Regions from separate parts of the Homo sapiens genome. Here region 2 is linked to region 1. The links are chromatin contacts, found by Hi-C or POLR2A ChIA-PET in ENCODE. All regions are on one chromosome and are shown on one strand. Each heading gives the region's core, a stretch centred on a gene start or an enhancer-like site at or near the end of the contact. The rest is flanking DNA. Distances are from core to core; before and after follow the strand shown.

Region 1 (5,718 bases), core at 2,186-4,685:
GGCTACCTCAGGAGGCTTTGAAGTAGAGTCTGGGCAACTGCAGGTCAGCCTGCTAAGAGGAGGTGCAACTTATGGGGCCAGCCGTGTCGGTTCCCTCCCATGCCAGCCCTCCTGCCACCAGACCAGCACTGGGCTGCCTGTTGTGGCTTCCGGACCTGGGCTTGGACCTACCATGGGTGGAGATTCTGATGATTTGAGCAACCAGCCCAGGGCAAGGTCATCTCCAGAGACAGATGACGGCCCCTCTGGGGGCAGCAGGACATGTGCAGGGTCTCCAAGGCGTTGTGTGGCAGGTCTTGCTCTCAGGCCAGACCGAGGTTGCCATCACCCCTGTCTTCAGTTTACACCAGGATCGAGTTTGGAATCTCTATGAAATCCACCTTTCTCTGCTGGAGGACATGTGGAGTTGCAGGAGGTGGTCTTAGGGGTAGTGGTGTGGTATTTGTCCCTGATTGTTGACTGCCAGTGGAAGCTCCACTGGTTACTAGATGTAAGGGGTCAGGAGGAAGGACTCACTCCCACACACTTCTTGTAGTATGATATCGGCGTGTCCTGGGACAGCCTGACGTGGGCTGTCCAGATAGAGACAGGCCAGAGCCAGCGCCAGCGCCAAGCTTGGATAGGCCCACGCTCAAGCCCCATGGACTGTCAGAGGGCTCTGCTAGAGTGGTCTGGGTGTCCACGCCCACACCCCTCCCTTGATGGAGCCACCAGCCAGACCTGGAATTTGTAGGCAGGATGTTCTTCTTGGAATGCTGCTCTTTAAAACAGCACAGGCCAGGTGCGGTGGCTCACGCCTGTAATCCCAGCACTTTGGGAGGCCGAGGCGGGAGGATCACTTGAGGCCAGGAGTTCAAGACCAGCCTGGCCAACATGGAGAAACCCCGTCTCTACTAAAAATACAAAAATTAGCCGGGCATGGTGGCTCACGCCTGTAATCCCAGCTACTCAGAAGGCTGAGGCAGGAGAATTGCTTGAACCCAGGAGGCGGAGGTTGCAGTGAGCCGAGATCATGCCACTGCACTCCAGCCTGGGGGACAGAGCAAATCTCCGTCTCAAAAACAAACAACAAAAACAAAACAGGACAGAGACTGCCTCCACCAAGCCAGGGGGTCAATGTGTATCACCATGCTGAGGGCAGAGCTGGGGGTGGGGTGGGTGCCAAGGCTCTCACCTGGGGCCTGAGTTCTTCTTGAGTTCCTTTTCTTGCTCATGCGAGGCTTGACTCAGGACCTCACTGCTCTGAGTGAGAATCTGGTGGGAGGGAAACGGGGTCCTAGGCAGCTGTGACTGCTGTGGGCATTGTCCCTCTAGCCTCAGTTCTGTACCCTCACCCCCTCCCCGTGGAGATGCTGCAGGCCCCCTGAGCTACACACCACACTGCCTGGGAGTGTAGGGCCCTCACAGGCAGCAAGGAGTGTGGGGCCTGGGTGGGCTTGAGGTGGCTTGGCGAGGTGTGGGGGCCACATGATGGAGCTTTCTTGCAGAATCTCCCTAAGCGACGCTCTGCCAGCCCTACCCGATGGCTCCCTGTAGCTGGGGCTGCTACTGATCCCCCACTCTTGCTGCCAAGCACAAAAGCAGCCCTTCTGGAAATGCAAATGGCTCGGCTCAGCCGTCATCTCTCCTAATTTTGGATTTGGTAACTGAGCTCTCAGAAACCAAATTGCAGGAATCTCTTTTGTGTTAGGAAGATGAAGTTAGTTTAGCATTTTTGTCAGTAAGTGCATATCAGCAGCAATTCCCCATCGTTTGCCTCCCCAGCGCCTTCATGCCCTAATTTTCCCAATGTGAAATAAAAGAATAGATGTCTGTGATTTAAACTGCAGCCTGCTGCCTACCATTGTCCAGTTTCTGTGGGTTCCTGGGATAAACCTGCACTTCCTGCTGGAGAAGCTGAGAGGTGGCTGAGATGACCAAGGCAGGCAGCTTGCAGGTAGAAGCCATCAAGTCCAGCCCCGGCCTGTGGCAAGGCTTTCCGCCTCTCACCCAAGTCACCACACCCTGGGAGCGCCTGACAGGCTGTGTCGAGGGGTTGCCACAGGCTTGTGGCCACCTAGTCACCCACTTCAGAGACTCAGGTAGCACATGCCAGCCTGCTGTGGGAACTCTGCCATCCTGCCACCCAGCACAGTCCTTGGCCTTCTGTCCTGTGATTTGATTGCCACAGCATCATGACTTCTCAGTGGTGGGTGGGCGGGGGGGTGCTCTGTGGGGCAAGGGCAAAGTGGTGAGGTCAGGAGGCCCCCAACCCATGGCCCAGGTCCAAACCCTCGCTCTCTCCGACTAGTTCTGTGACCTTTTTGGGCCTCTATACAATAGTGCTTGTGTCATTGGGCACTCACTACAGTGGCTGGTGCAAGTTAAGTGCGGTTAGTGTGTGACCATTGGTGTTATCCCACCACTGGCCTGGCGAGTCAGGCCCCTTCCCTGAAACTTGGCCCCATGTGCCAGTGGGGATGGTGGGGGGGCTCGTGGTCCCAGGGTCCCTCTGGCTTTGTAATGTTAGGCAGCTAGAGTTCTCATCTCCTGATCCCATGGCCCCTGCCATGGGTGTCCCCGGTGGTGAGAAGGGATTGGGCCCCTCCCCACCCGAGAAGGCAAGCACTCTAAGGCTATCTCTTCTGCTGTCACTAAGGCCACCTCTGGGGAGAGCACAGGCTTGAGGGTGGGTGTTTGTGATTGCCCCGAATCCTGGAAGTCCAGCCCACTGAATAAGCGAGGGCATGGTGAGTCACACTGGTCCTGTCACCCCAGTGCCCTGTCATTAACCTCATTTCCGAAATGATTTGCTTGAGATGGGCCCCTGATGGCTCCAAATTTAATTGGTGTGTGGTCATTTAAGGGGGAGCAGAATCTCCCTAGAGAACCCTTGGGGGTTCTCTCCTTACCACCCCTGTTCTGCCCGCCCAGGCTGCTGAGGAAACCACACGTGCTAAGGCAGCGGTGGCAGGCCAGGAGGTCCTGGTGCCCTGGGGCATGGCTCCACTTCCTGTGAGCATTGCCGTCCTGGAACAGGGCCTCTTCCCATTGCCTGGTAGGCTCAGCCTGCCCCAGCCAGGCCGCCCTGGCACCCTGGGTTCTCTCGCTCGGCCACTGTGGGGAGTGCCTCCCTAGAAGATTCACCCTGCCTCCGTGACCCATGGGGCCCCCACGGCCATGCTCAAGACGAGGCTGAAGCCAGCCCATAGAGCCTGCAGGAAAGTCATTAGGAAGCGCATCCCGTGCCAACCTCTCCTCCTGCCAGGAGCTACCCGTGTGGAAACACTCTCCCAAGAACCTATTTATAGAGCAAGGCCAGTAGTTGTTTTCACTTTAGGTGAGGCCATCTAGAGCCCTGTCCGCCTGGAGTGCTGCTTGCGGCAGACACTTCTGCCCCTGCCGGCTCTCTCCTGCCACCCATGAGAAATCGGAATGCTGGTACGAGGAACATTGGCAGGAAAGGAAGTGATATCTTGCTACAGCTTCCTTTTCTCAGCCCTAGGCTTCTCTTTTAGGCACCAGCGTGTGTTCCTGAAAGTGGGACTTTGGCATCTTTTGTGGGTACCCAGTGGGCAGAGGCCTGGCCTGCAGAAGCCAAGGCCCATGCTGAGCAGTGTCACTCAGCCACACATACTGACGCCAGCCCTTGTCCGTCTCCATGCTTCCCAGCTTGGCATCTGGACTCAACTTTGAAGTCAGGACTGACTTCAGAGACATGGGCGGCCTGAGCACCTGGGCCCACATTTATCCAGCCCATGTCGTCTTGGTCTCCAGCCTGTCTGAGGCCATATGTGCCCTGCAGATGCCCTACCCACCTGGTATCTTCTTCCAGACCTCTGCCCTCCCTGGCTAGGCTTGGGCAGGGTCCTTGCCTTGACCTGGAAGTTCTCTCTAGAACCATCCAGCTCCCTCAGAAGTTCCCATGGTGCCCACGCCACCTCTACACTGGGCCCCTCAAACTCTGACCCCAGCCACAGCCACCCCAAAGACATGTCCTCGTGCCCAAGGTTGGAATGGGAGTGCTAGCCATGCTCTCTAGGGCCATCACATCCCCCCTCTCCACCCCAGCTCAGGTCCCAGAACCTCCCTCCTAAGACAACTTGCGCCTGGATTTGTTCCTCAGAAGCCTCTGAAACTTGAAGCAAGAGAAGCAATGTAATTAGTCCTCCCTGGCCCTCCAGGCAGCAGCACTCATGCGCCTGCTAACTGGAAACAGAAGGTACTTTCTGTTGCAGAGGCCAGCAATGGCCCATATCTAGGCTGCTGCCCTGAGCCGCCTTGGCTGAAACTGTGAAGCTGACCTGTGCTCCCAGGACTGCCTCTGCTTCTTGGGGTTGGGTCCAGCTCCCCAGGTAATTACAGTGTGTCCAGGAATAGGGCCACTGTGAAGCCCCACCGTGGCCCTTTGAGAGGTATCCCAAAATCTCCTGTTGGGGATAAATGCCTCTGGTTTAGGGGAGTCTCAGTTCCATGGTCCCCTCTGGTGGGGGATGGAAGCCTCAGGCTGGGACAGGTCAGGTGAGCATACCTCCAGCCGCCCCACCTTCAGGCCTCCCCACCTCTTAGGCCATCTGGAGCGAGACCCTCAAGGAGCCAAGACCTGCTGAGATGTTGCCTGCTCACTTCCTACCTTGTCTCCCACTTCTGCCCCCAGCCCACCCCATCTGTTCTCAACACAGTAGCCAGTCTGCTGAGATGCAAGAGTAAAAAGTAAGAACACGTGTAAAAGAGCTCATGCCATCACTGCACAACCTCGCAAGCAGTTCCCAGCCTCCTCCAAGTACAGGCCACAGGAGTGCTCCCCACACATGAGGCCTGCTCGGTTTTGCCCACCTCTACCCCCTGTCTCTTGCCCCCCTCCCCTCATTCTTCTCTAGCCACACCTGCCTTCTCACTGTTCCTTGGACACACCAGGCACATTCCAGCCCCAGGGCCTTTGCACCTGCTGTTCCTGCTGCTGGGAATACTCTGACTTCACCTCTCTGTGCCTCGGCCTCCTCATCTATAACATGGGGTAAGAGCAAAAGTGACCCCATAAGACTGCTGGGAAGACTTGCTGAGACAATACACACAAAGCACTAAGAGCTGGCACTGTCCCTGCTGGGCTGCAATCGGTGGCCCAGGGAGATGGGTGGGAATGGGAGCGGATTACCAGCTGGCTACAAGGCCCACTCCAGGATCAGCCTCAGCTGCTCGGCTGGGCCAACCTGGGGCTCAATCAGGGCTCCTGGGAGTGGGAGCCATTGTGCCCTGTAAGGCCCTTGGACTTTGCTCAGTAACTGCCATGGGTCTTGCTCACTGGATACCCCACCCCACGTGCCCGCGTGACTCCTGCACAGCCTTTTCCTACTGAGGCTTCCAACCACCAGGCCAAGCCAGGTGCCTCGCCCAGCCCTATAGGACAGGGTGCGAGAGTGGGGCCGCCTCTCTGCCGGTTGCTGGCTCAGAGAGGCAGAGGTGGTGTCAGGGCTGGAGGGATCGGTGGCCTCGAGGCACCATGGCCTCTCGCGTAGGGTGCAGGTGGCTGGGCTGGATTCAAATGTGCATCTCACTGTTGGCTGGCCGATGAGATGTGGGGTGGCTTTCTCATGCCCCCACAGACCCTCCCACCCACCTAGTTCTATCCTGCCCCGGCTAGTGGCTCCGAACCCCAGCCAAGCAGAGCCAGGGATTTGGGCTTTTTCTGTCTGAAGGAGAGGAGTGGGCCTCTAAGGGGCCTCTCCCACCACTCCCGCA
Region 2 (5,546 bases), core at 383-2,882, 69 kb before region 1:
GCTGGTCTTGAACTCCTGAGCTCAAGCAGTCCTCCCACCTCGGCCTCCCAAAGTGCTGGGATTACAGGCGTGAGTCACCATGCCCGGCCGGAGGGTTTTAAGTAGTTGCAGCTATCAGGGCAGGCCTGTACCCTGTACTGGGTGTTTTGAGACTAAAAGGGTTGATTGGGGTACAGTGGTGCTGTCCCACCTGATCTAGCCAACCTACTCTCCCACTGTCCTGAAGTGAGCATTTACACGGCATTTACACAGAGGAGTGTTTTGGGTGTCCTTTGCTGCTGGTATCAGAGCACTTTTGTGGTATGAATCCAAAGCCTCTTGTCAACCCAGAGCCACCGTGTCACTAGTAACATCAGTTGCGCATCGCAAGAGACCACCCTGGGGAAAATGAGCGGTCCTTTTGTGGAAGGATGTTGGGATGGGGCTTGGCCCTGGCATGGTCTCCTCTAGAGAGGAACCTCCTGCTTGGGCACCCAGGCTTTCTCTGGGCCCTTGGCTGGTTTGCAGCCCGTTAGGTAGTGGGCCTAGGTTTGCCCAAGCCTCTACAGGCAGAGCAGCATGGAGTGGGTGTACTCAGGTCTCTGCTTAGACCACCTACTGCCCACAAGCCATGACTAGTTCTTGGTATTTGGGAGCAGGGGCTGTGGTGGCCTCATCCCTGGGTCCCTGAGGATCTGTAGAAGTTTGATGTTGGTGTATCTTTGACCTGGAGTCAGAGTTCTCTCTTTGGAGTGGAGATGGGATAAGAGCCACAAGCTCACAGCTGCCACCCAGGTGGCAGTATGTGTCATCACTGATATCTGCCATGGAGCCAAGAAGAGGCCTGCGGCTTTGGACTTGAAAAAAAGTGGATCATGCTCAGACATTTGGCGCTCAAGGCATCATGATAGAAGGCTCATGCCCTCATGGGACAGCCTAGCCTTCGTGGTAGACTCTCATGCAGGGGTGGTTCTTACGATGAGGCCTCCATAGACTACCCGCTCCCCACCACCTCCACAGAGGCAAGAGGAGTGAGAGTGGAGGCTGGTGCGGCCAGTAGGTGAGGCAGGAGAGCAAGTGGGGAAAGGTGGGGTGGGTCCTGGTGTCTGGGGTATCCCCCAAAGCCTGGTATGCCAGGCCAGCCCCTCTTCTGGAGTAAATGGTTCTAGGTGTTTCTATCCAGGCTTGGGTATTCCTGGCATTTATGTGGAGTGGAGATTCTGTTGCCCTTCTTCTGGGAGAGATTCTTTCCCTTGGATGGGCTTGACCAGGTGGGGGCCCCTGGTGTGGCATCCATACACTGACCCTGCCACCTTGATGGTGCTGGGAAGCCCAGAGCTCCCTGAGCATGCCCTCCCTTCTGCACCCTCCTGCCACCGGCTGTTCCTCTGGCAGCTTCTGCTCATGGAGGGGTGGAGGTGGCCTTCATCCCAGTGCAGACTTTCTGGTGGGGGGGTCTCTGAATTCTGCCTCCAAGAGCTGGCTTCAGAGACCCCACTGGTCCCTCTCCAGCCTGCCTCCTGGAGATCCTGGCGCTTGGAGGGTGTTGTTGAGATATAAATATCATGTTACGTAAAGCCTTGGCTGTTTCCCCCTAAGTGTGCCTGGGAACACGTATCCAGACTCCCCGGCACATCGGCACATCAGCTGGGCTGGCATCTGAGGGACTGCGTGCACCCTGTGGGCCTTGTTGAGGGCCGTTTCGTGTTGGGTGTGTTTACCAACCCAGTAGTGGTTCTTACAGCCTTTCAGTGCTAAGATGACGGTTGGTTTTGAATCTGCCTTTATGTTGGTGGCAATTCTGACTTGGCAGGGTCATGGTTATTTTAGCCCCACTGGTTTTCCTCATTGGGCCTCTGGTAATGGGAAGAAAGACACTGGGGTTTTCCTCAGAAGGCACCCTAGGAGGCTGTGATACAGCTGATCCATGCATTGGCTGTGGAGTTGCTCTGTCCCCACGTAGACTGCCCAGGTGTGCCCCCAGCTTCACCTAGAACATGCTCTTGACCTTGAGGGAGAGTTGTGTAACCTGCTGGGGCTTCTGGATACCCAGCTTAAGCACCTGCTCACCAACCACTTTCTGAGTCCTGCTCGGTGCCAGGGACTTACCACCCCTGCCTGATGGAGTTCATGGTCTCATGGGAGATCCAGATGTGAGTCAGATAGTTGCATGTGAATGTGAAGAGTGAACCGATGGGAGGCTTGTGCTGCTTTGGAAGGACAAATGAAGGGGGTGGCCCTAATTGGGAGGCCAGGGGAGGCTTCCTGGAGAAGGCAGCTTCCAGTAATGAGCTTTAAGGTCAGGGAAAGGGAAGGGCAAGAGTCTCCCAGGCCCATTGGAAACAAGGGGTAAAAAAGTTCTACGGCTGGGGGAATCGACAGAGCTGGGGTGGCCGGCTCTTGGAGAGTGAGGGACACCAGAAAAGATGGTGGGGTTAGCCTGAGATGGTAGGGAAAAGAGAGTCATGGACAGGGCCAAGCTGTTGAGTGGGTGAAGTGGCAGGACCTTGAGTTGCATGGAACACAGGGGGCAAAGGAGAGGAACATCCATGTTGGCATTGGATGGCTCACTCTGCAAAGACCTCATGTGCTTAACTTAGTAGCATCCGCACAGTACCTCTTACACATAGGTGCTATGGTACAGATGGAGAAACTGAGGCTCAATGTGGTTAAGATGCTTGCTCAGGATGGATGTGGTGGCTCACGGCTGTAATCTCAGCACCTTGAGAGGCCGAGGCAGGTGGATCATCTGAGGTCAGGAGTTTGAGACCAGCCTGGTTAACATGGTGAAACCCCATCTCTACTAAAAATACAAAAATCAGCTGGACGTAGTGGCACACCTGTAGTCTCAGCTACTCAGGAGGCTGAGGCAGGAGAATCTCTTGAACCCAGGAGACGGAGGCTGCAGTGAGCTGAGGTCGCACCACTGCACTCCAGTCTGGGCGACAGAGTGAGACTCTGTCTCTCAAAAAACGTCATGGGGTGAGCCCAGGCAGGAGGCTTGGGGTCCGAATGCAGGCCTGACTGCTTCCTAAGAGTGTCTTAGCTTTCTGCTCGTCTGCCCCCACACACGTCCTTCCTGTGTGGCAGTGGCATTGTATTGACATTTGAAGGGTTTTGTTTTCCATTGGTTTCTTTAAAGAAAGAGTATATCGGGCAGACCAAAGGCTATGTTTGTATGTTTGAGTACTCTATTCTGCTCCAGCTTGACCGCTTGGTGCTGTGGGAGAGGATGGAGGAATCGTCTGCTGCCTCTGGTTTTTGCATCTGTTTCTGTCCGCCTGTCTTCCACTGCCTGCCCTTGGCTCTGAACAGGCCTTTTCCTGTTCTTCGATTGTGCCCCTCTCCTGGGAAATCCTTGTTGGGTTCCCCACAGCTCTTCTGAGCAATGACCATCCTGACCCAGCCCCATCAGGCCTGTGCTGAGCCTCGATTGGCCCTGATTGCCCGTCTTGGGCTTCAGCTGTGCTCCCTGTGCCTCCTAGCCAGCACCTGACTGATGTCCTTCCCCCAGTGCACAGTGCAGCAGTGAACGGGCTCTCTTTCCACCCGTCGGGAAACTACCTGATCACAGCCTCCAGTGACTCAACCCTGAAGATCCTGGACCTGATGGAGGGCCGGCTGCTCTACACACTCCACGGGCATCAGGTGAGAGGTGTCGGCCAGGTGCTGAGTGGTGTGGAGTGGTGGTACCTTCACTGTCTGGGCAGTGGGCAAGATGCAGAAACAGGCTTGTCACCCACACAGCCTGCAGGGAGATGGATGGAGGCATTTCCATGTGACCTGGGCAGATTGCTGGGCCTGGGACTGGTGCAGCTGAGAAGGGTATATAAGAGTTGAATTGGGCAAGGGTTGGGGGCTGCATCTGGGCATGGTTAGCAAGCCGCCCCTTAGGGGCCTGAATGGAATCTGTCCCCTAATGGCCTCAGCCATCCCTTGGTCCAGAGGTTGAGTTGAGCCTTGGAACCCATGCTCTGAGTTGACATCAGGGTTTCCTGGAGGCCCTCGGACTGGCAGACATCAGTGTGTCTAGAGACTGAGGCAACCTCAGGTGTCTTGCAGAGGCTGGGACAAAGAAGGGAAGTCTTCTTCATGTTTGTCGTTTGAGAATTCCTGGAATGGAATCAAGGAAGCAAAGGCCTCCTTTCTGAATGAGCTTCAAAGCAGCCGGTTCCCTGGTCTCCCTGGGTGGGCTGGGTCCCTGGGGGCCGGCTGTGGGAAGTAGGCCACATGCAGTTCTCCCCAGGAACTGGCCTGGGTCCGGGCCTTTCACATCTAGTACTTCCACTAGGAAGTAGTGTCCGAGCCCTCCTGATCAGAGCGGTCGTCAGAATGTCTCCTGTTGGGGCGTAGTCACCATGCCCACTTGAGATGGGAGGTCTGGAGTCCATTGAATTCAAGTCTGTCTCTAATCTGCCTGCCATGCTGAGGGAGGCCCTGGGGGTGCTTATGTGTCTTGGACTATCAGCTAAGTCTGAGGTGTCTAGCCTGGTGTTTTCTGAGCTGTTGTTTGGGTTTCCACTGCCATCTGAGTTAGGGTACCTGGGGGCCATTTGGCTATGACTAGGGGATGGGGACATAGGCCTTTTCTTCTACTTCCTCAAGGTCTGGAGGCTGCTTGCTGCCCCCAGCCTTGTTGTGACCCCTTGCCTTCCCTGTCAGAGACATATCCAGTGTGCAGGACTAGTGGGCCTGTTCTCCCTGGGCCAGCACATCCAGAGGGGGTGGCTGCTGGCCCTGGTGTAAGCCTGTTCACAAGCCAAGCCCCTGGACAAGCAAGTTATACAGATTCATGTGTAACCGTTTGGGATCTTATGCCCAGGAGGGCATTTGAAAATCATGTGAATGCTGCTACCGCTCCTGCTCCCCTAAAAAAAACAAAACAAAACTCAGAAACAGTTTGAAACAGATGCCTATCAAGTGATCACCTCTTTTTGTGAGTGTTCTTTAAACAGCTAACTCACGCTTAGCCTGAAAACACTTGAATGTGGGATCTAAAATGTCATTCCCGGTGTTCTGGCATCGCATCTGGCACATAAACGAAAGCTATTGACATTGTTCTCTCCGGGAAGTGAAGCAAGGACCATGGCGCATTGCCTTGTGTGGTCACTTGTCTGCTATTAAATCTAGAGATATGGGAACCAGGCCAAGGGACAGCTGATGGTTTGGGGTGTGGATAGGGCTGGGTCATTTCTTCTTCAGGGCACCAGGCTCACAATGCCCAGAGGAAAGGAGAAGAAGAGAAACGAACCAACGACCTCTGTTCATTTTGCCATCTGTCTGTTTGTTCATTCATCATCGGCTCTCTAGCTCACGGGGCTGGGCACCAGGGATAGGAAATGGATGTTATAGCTCTACTTCCTGGGCTTCCTGGCCTGGGAAGAGGGGGACTCCACAGGGAGGCTGACAGAGCTGAAGGCAGCATGAGACGAGTTAGGCTGGCTGAGAGGTAGACTGAGTCTTAGAGAGTACTTGGAGGGCAGGTGAAGGTGGGTAGGCCCTGCCCATCTCCCAGGGTACAGCTCAGATGAAGGTGGGAGTCAGCGTGTGAGGCTCAAATTATTTTC

The links. A loop is a pair of places that touch in the nucleus more often than their neighbours do. ChIA-PET counts read pairs that join two places held with the same protein, here RNA polymerase II (POLR2A). Pooled maps may share reads with other maps.
Region 2: a map of psoas muscle shows a loop between it and region 1 (2.4-fold over the local background). The contact joins two enhancer-like sites. A Hi-C loop is called at or near these places in 2 of 168 maps with a recorded cell type or tissue (esophagus muscularis mucosa and psoas muscle) and 1 of 50 pooled maps. POLR2A ChIA-PET finds 5 or more read pairs at or near these places in 6 of 52 experiments (GM12878, WTC11, activated T-cell and 3 more).

Annotation. Positions count from the first base shown.
Region 1 is chr3:52,068,545-52,074,262 of GRCh38, reverse strand. No RefSeq gene overlaps it. Among named protein-coding and RNA genes, the nearest start is that of LINC00696, 6.3 kb to the right of the region's middle. RefSeq lists an enhancer at 3,041-3,542. Within about 2 kb of position 3,435, at least 14 of the 41 ENCODE cell types and tissues checked have a DNase peak (open chromatin) inside an H3K27ac peak, as active enhancers do; they include psoas muscle, where a contact is called at or near this core.
Region 2 is chr3:52,136,250-52,141,795 of GRCh38, reverse strand. POC1A (POC1 centriolar protein A) reads left to right here. Exons shown (of 11, transcript NM_015426.5): 7 at 3,494-3,627. Among named protein-coding and RNA genes, the nearest start is that of POC1A, 15 kb to the left of the region's middle. Within about 2 kb of position 1,632, at least 6 of the 41 ENCODE cell types and tissues checked have a DNase peak (open chromatin) inside an H3K27ac peak, as active enhancers do; they include psoas muscle, where a contact is called at or near this core.